2 separate regions of the Homo sapiens genome follow, and region 2 is linked to region 1. A link is a loop called in an ENCODE intact Hi-C map of the cell type or tissue named here. Cell type or tissue: B cell. All regions are shown on one strand. Each heading gives the region's core, and the rest is flanking DNA. Links, peaks and the distances in the headings are about the cores only.

The links. Hi-C counts contacts between places; a loop is a spot of excess contacts. Peaks named below come from ENCODE experiments on the same cell type or tissue, not always from the same donor. Only the 100,000 strongest peaks of a DNase experiment are listed, where the experiment ranks them.
Region 2: a loop joins it to region 1, with 2.9 times the contacts of the local background. A loop is called at or near these places in 6 of 110 quality-filtered maps.

Annotation. Positions count from the first base shown.
Region 1 is chr6:167,152,088-167,154,999 of GRCh38, forward strand. No RefSeq gene overlaps it. Among named protein-coding and RNA genes, the nearest start is that of GPR31, 4.4 kb to the right of the region's middle. In B cell, for the core only: no CTCF peak of the experiment used is centred there; DNase peaks (open chromatin) are centred at 1,074 and 1,684; H3K4me3 peaks cover 1,484 bases; H3K27ac peaks cover 2,166 bases.
Region 2 is chr6:167,092,388-167,095,299 of GRCh38, forward strand. No RefSeq gene overlaps it. Among named protein-coding and RNA genes, the nearest start is that of CCR6, 29 kb to the right of the region's middle. RefSeq lists enhancers at 1-53, 939-1,008, 1,119-1,488, 2,819-2,878. In B cell, for the core only: no CTCF peak of the experiment used is centred there; DNase peaks (open chromatin) are centred at 474, 1,204, 1,814 and 2,704; H3K4me3 peaks cover 2,500 bases; H3K27ac peaks cover 2,500 bases.

The DNA of each region.
Region 1 (2,912 bases), core at 304-2,803:
TGCTGCAGTTTCCTAGACTTAAAGACTGTAGGCCTTCAGTTTGAGTCTTATCTCTGCTGCTCTTTAGCTGTGTGATGGAATGGGAGGTTCAGGCTCCTGTTCTAATTGCAGAGCTTGGTGGCATGAGAGGAGATGATCCAATGGCACATGGAGCTGTCACGAGGACGCTCTGCCACTGATCACGGTCATGCTGACAGAATTCCTGGATACACTTGTCCTCTAACCTGCGATTTCAGTGACAAAGAAGACTTAAAAATGGAGATGGCCTGTGAGCTCATGGACTAGAGTGTGGTGTGGCCACATCGTACACTTATTGTCGGCCTGGTTGTAGTGTCCAGGTTCCAGCTACAGAGATTTCTTCTTAGTTTCTGAAGATACTAAGCATTTCCTGATTTTCAAAGAAGCACTTTTCCACTGCACATCCATTAGGATGGCTACTATAAAAACAGACAAACAAGCTGGAGAAGAACAAGTGTTGGTGAGGATATGAAGAAACTGGAACCCTTGTGTGCTGCTGGTGGGAATGCAAAAAGTGCAGCTGCTGTGAAAACAATATGGCAGTTCCTCACAACATCAAACACTGAATTGTCATATGATTCAGAAATTCCACTCCTGGGTATATCTGCAAAAGAACTCAACTAGGTCTCCAAGAGATGTTTGTACACCTGTGTTCACAACAGCACTATTTACAACAACCAAAAGGTGAATGTAACCCATGGATGCGTGGATAAGCAAAATGTGGTGTATGCAAGCAGTGGAATATCATTCATCCTTCAACAAAAAGGAAATTCTGACACAAGCCGTCACATGGGTGAGCCTTGAGGATATCATGCTAAGTAGAATAATCTAGCCATAAAAGGAAAATCCTATAGGTTTCCAGTCATAGGAGGAACATAGAGTGGTCAAATCCATAGCGAGAGAAAGTAGAGTGGTTGTTGACTGGGGCCGGGGAAACGGAAGTGGGGGGTTGCTATATAATGGGGCAGAGTTTCAGTTTTACCAGCCGAGGAGAGTTCTGGCGGTCGCCGGTGGTGGTGGTTGCACAGCAGTGTGATGTACTTAAAGGCACTGAATTGCACTTACAAATGATGAGAATGATACATTTTATGTATCTTTTACCACACACGCTAAAGAGGCATTATGAGGATGGCTATTATTTGAGGACCTCACAAGTACTTAGTGGAATGTTCTGGAAGCCCCTGGGAGTCACGAAATGCATTTCACAGTCCCCAGCCATGCTCACAGGCAAATGCAGAGTCCTTTTATTGTCCTGACCTTTAAATAAACCGAAAGTGTTGATTTTATTACTGGCAGAAATGATTATGAGAAGACAGAGGACGAGCTTTCTCTAGCTGTCACCCAGTAGATTTTAGAAAGAGAAACAACTAACGGAGTTTCCCAGCTGATAGCATTGCCTCCGTATGGACAAGAAATTCATCACTCCCGTGGAAACTGAAGCTCCTGGCTGTCTTTCCTGGATCTGCCAGAATTCTGACGGTGCCGATTTGCATGACTCTCAGACATGATGGTGCCCCTGCCTCATCACAGCAAGTGAGTCACGGGAGAAAAGAAACTGGAACTTGCTATTGGCAGCAAAACAGTCGTGGTCCTGAGACTCGCCATTCACCGTCTGTCCACACTTCCCTTTTGAGTCATTTCCTTATTCAGAGACAATAACGTGGAGAAGAATAAGACCCTTGTTATCTCATCTCTTTGAAGAAGAAACCCCATCTATGTGCAGTGCTGTGGATGCTCCTTTGATGAGATGGGGCTGGACACGTGAGAAACATCCCCGGAGGTGGGGGCCACTCGCGTGATCCTCAGCCTCCCAAGGGACAAGAAAAGTCCCATTTCATAGATGTGAGAAGCGAAATGAGGCACACAGAATAGCCATAGGAGATCCCAAAAGGATCTGCTACACAAGAAGAATGATAATCAACCTTTGATTTAACAGAACTTTTCAACTTCCAGTTCATAAGACACCCTTCCCATGCCAGGTTCTGTGTTGAGAATACAGAGGGAAAAACTATGTCCCCAAAGCCCCCACAATCTGGTTGGGGAAGTAAGCAATGAAAATAGAATTGTGTGATCACTTAAAAACAGCAAATTAGTATTTACTGATGCTTATGACATACTGTGCTAAATGTTTTGTGTTATTTTACTTAATCCCCACCATAATCCCACGAGGTACATTTTACTATCCCCATTTTACAGAAGTCCCCTTCTGTCCCAGGTCACAGAGCTAAGAAGTGATGGGGCAGGATGTTGTTGCCCAGGCCCTGAGCCACTCACCCGGCGAGTCTTAGACCTGACTGCCCATTGATAGAATTAATGAGGGGACTTCAGACCTACCAGTGCCCAGGCTCCTCCCCAGGCCAACTGAACCAGAACGCCCGGGGCTGGCCGAGGTATCAGGGCTTCCTAAAAGCTCTGGACCCCCCAGGCCTGCAGCGCTGCATCAGGCACACCTGTGAGCAGAGTGGAGGGCTGCCAGCTCCACCCAGGAGATGTCAGAAAGAACTCGAGAGACAGCGGTGTGGAGCTGACACCACCCCAGATATAGGCGCATTTTGCCAGGCTAAAAATGCACACAGGGAAGGCAGAGTGTACAGAAAGTTGTGGTATCCTGGAGAAAAGACAGTGCATTCCCAGGGAAAAAGCCATAGATCAAGGGGTTTGGGAGAGTCTGTAGCCCCATGACATTCCCGCGCACAGTGCTGGACTGCAGAGCTTTTCCTGTGAGTGGAGGGGTGGGCTGTATCCCTCCAGTGGGAGCCTATTCCTACAGGGCATCTGTCCCCACCTGTGGGGGTCTATTCCTACAGGGCATCTGTCCCCACCTGTGGGGGTCTATTCCTACAGGGCATCTGTCAGGGGGCCATGCCACTTCACTGTGTGGATTCCACCTGTGC
Region 2 (2,912 bases), core at 256-2,755, 60 kb before region 1:
AGACTCTTCTGAATACTCTGAGTGGGGGTCGGCGTCTGGAGTTCCACAGGAGGCTCTAGGCTGAAGACAGCGTGTAGGAGTGGAGTCGGTTAATATGATTATTAACTGGATAGTGTCTTCCCAAAATTCATGTTCACGCAGAATATTATTTGGAATATTATTTTATATTATTTGGAAATAGAGCCTTTGCAGTTGCAATTAGTTATGGGACTCAAAGTGAAATTATCTTGCATTCAGGGCAGGCCTTATGAAAACAGGAGAGAACGCAGAGACGGAGGGTTTGTGAAGACGGAGGCATAGATTGGAGTGATGCATTCACAAGTCAAGGGGCACCAGGAACTGCAGACCCCACCGGAAATGGGAAGCGAGGCTGGGGACGGTTCCCTGCACAGCCTCCAAATGGAGCCACCCCTGACAGCACCTCGATTTCGGACCTCTGGCCCCCGAAGAGTGAGGAAGTAGGTTTCCGTTGTTTTAAACCACATTGTTTGTGGTACTTTGCTGAGGAAACGGACTCAGGGCTCAGCCTGTAAAGGGTGTTTACAGCATGGGTCTGAATGATGCCCTCCAGAACCTGTGCCAGTGTGTGTTGATGTTGGGGGGAGGTGGCCAGGCAGAGGAGCTTCGTGAATCTTCTTACTAACCAGTGAAAAGCAACAAGGAAGAAACAGACGGTGCGTTCCAAAGTAATTCTGGCCAGTGCTGCCTCTGCAGCTCTCTGGGTAAAAGCTCCGTAAAGACTGAAAATCAGGGAACCTCACTCCTACCCTGGTGCCCAGTACTGAAGCTCGGTGCCCAGTACTGAAGCTCGGTGCCCAGTACTGAAGCTCGGTGCCCAGTACTGAAAATCATCCTTACAATATCAGCATTGGCTTGGAGGGGTGTTACATATTTTTAAATATCAGCTTTATTGGGATAACTTACATACAGCAAAATGCATCCATTCTCAGGGTCCACTTCAGTGAGTTTTGACAACGACTGTGTTCCAGTGTAACTGCAACCCCAATCAAGATCTAGAACTTTCTACTCCCACCAGCTTCCCTGAGCTCCCTTCCTGTCAATCCCTCCCCGTCTCTCCCTGCTCCAGGCAACTGCTCACCTGTTTTCTGTGACTAAATAGAAGAGGCTTCCCCTAGGGTTTTGCATACTTGGAACCCTACGGAAGGCACTGTCTGTGCCTGCGTCTTCGCCCCGGCGAGCTGTTTCCAGAATCCTCTGGGCGGTGGCCTCGCCTCCTGGGCTGCGCTGCGATCAGCTGGGGCAGGCTGTGCTTCTCTTACCAACCCTGCTTCGGTGACACCGGGTTGTTTGCCTGACATTGGCCGTGGTGTGAGTGTTGACCTCACAGAAACGGGCCCGGGCTACCAGCCGGGGCTGCGTTCTCCCAGAGCACTGGAGGATACACATCTGCCGGTCACACGCTGGCCATGTCTTTTCACATTCAGAATAATTTCCTGATCACTCTTCTGCCCATATGAGCAAAAGTCCAGTCTCCATGATTGCCCTGCCCCGGCCTGCTCATAGCTCACCCTCCCGTGTTCCCAGGAATCCCAGGAGCCCGCCTCGAGGGCCGTATCCTGCTTCCAGAGGCATCGTGGACAGAGAAAGGAAGCCCGAGGCCCATCCCTGGCTTGACTGCGTGGGACGCGTTCTCCGCTGCCCTTGCTTCCCTCACGTGGAGCGGAGAGCAGGCGCTGAGAAGGGGCCCTGCGTGGTGACCCACTAGGGTTAGTTCAGAGCCTTGTGCACACAGACCCGAGGGGGTTTTCAAAGGAAGCTGACACCCCCGCGAGCTGAGGGCGGCTGTTCTCACGCATGCTCAGTGGCGCTCCCTGAGTGCTGAGAGCCACGGTCGGTGAGAGAGGAGCTTCCTGATGAGCCTCAGACGGTGCTGAAACCAGCCGACTCTGCCCAGGATCCTGAGTCCTGGTTTCCTGTTGACCCTTCCTTCCCTCACGACTTATTTCCCCTGGGAACTATCGATGTTCTTTTGGCCAGTGGGCTTCCGTTGAGGCCATCCTAATCATCAGAGAGGTTTTAGTCGAGTTAAACCTCAAAAGAGAAGGTGTTTCTTAATTTTCCCAGGGGTGCCCTTGGCCCTGATACAGATTTAGCTACCTTCCCCCGAAAGCCTCAAAGTTCTGCAAACTCACAGCCAAGCAAAACGCAGCTGCAGTCGAGCCAGCCTCGAAAGGTCTTACAACTTTCTGCAGTGGCCAGCTTGTTCTCTGTTTCCATGCCTTCCAGAATGAAGAAGATCAGTTCTAAGGTTTCTTACTATTTCTACCAAGAGACGACCATCGGCATTCCACAGACGGCTCCTCTAGCTGTGCACAATGCCTGTTCTTATCGTTATCACCCGCTTCGCGCCAGCGGTTCTCAATACAAATTCCTTGAGGTTTCACAGTCACAGATAGGTTGTATTTGTAGGGAAACAGAAGTGCTTCAGTGGAATACTATTGCTCTTTGTACAGAAACCTGACACCTAGTACTTCTGAATTCTAATCCTAGTTCTGTTAACAATTGGCTTTGTAGCAGCCTAGATAAAGTCAAATTATTTCTCTGTGTAAAAGAAAAACCTAACCAGTAGCAGGGGCACAGTAGTCTATGTGCCTTCCCTCTGGGCTTGTGGTTAGTCAGCAATGGGGGCTTTGTGAACTGCGTAGACCAGCACCCCACAGTCTGTTTCAGTTCCAGTTTATCCCATTGTCTCACGTGATCTTGAGTCATTTAATCATTCTGTGCTTTTTCAGCCTTCAGTGTAACAAAATAATTTACTAAGCACCTAGCAACTTGGGGTTTGCTTGAGGTTGTTATATCTGATTAGATATATCTCTATTAGATATTAGATGTGTCTGTACATGTAAAGTATGATACATTATATCCCCACAAGCCAAACAGGCACACGTAAG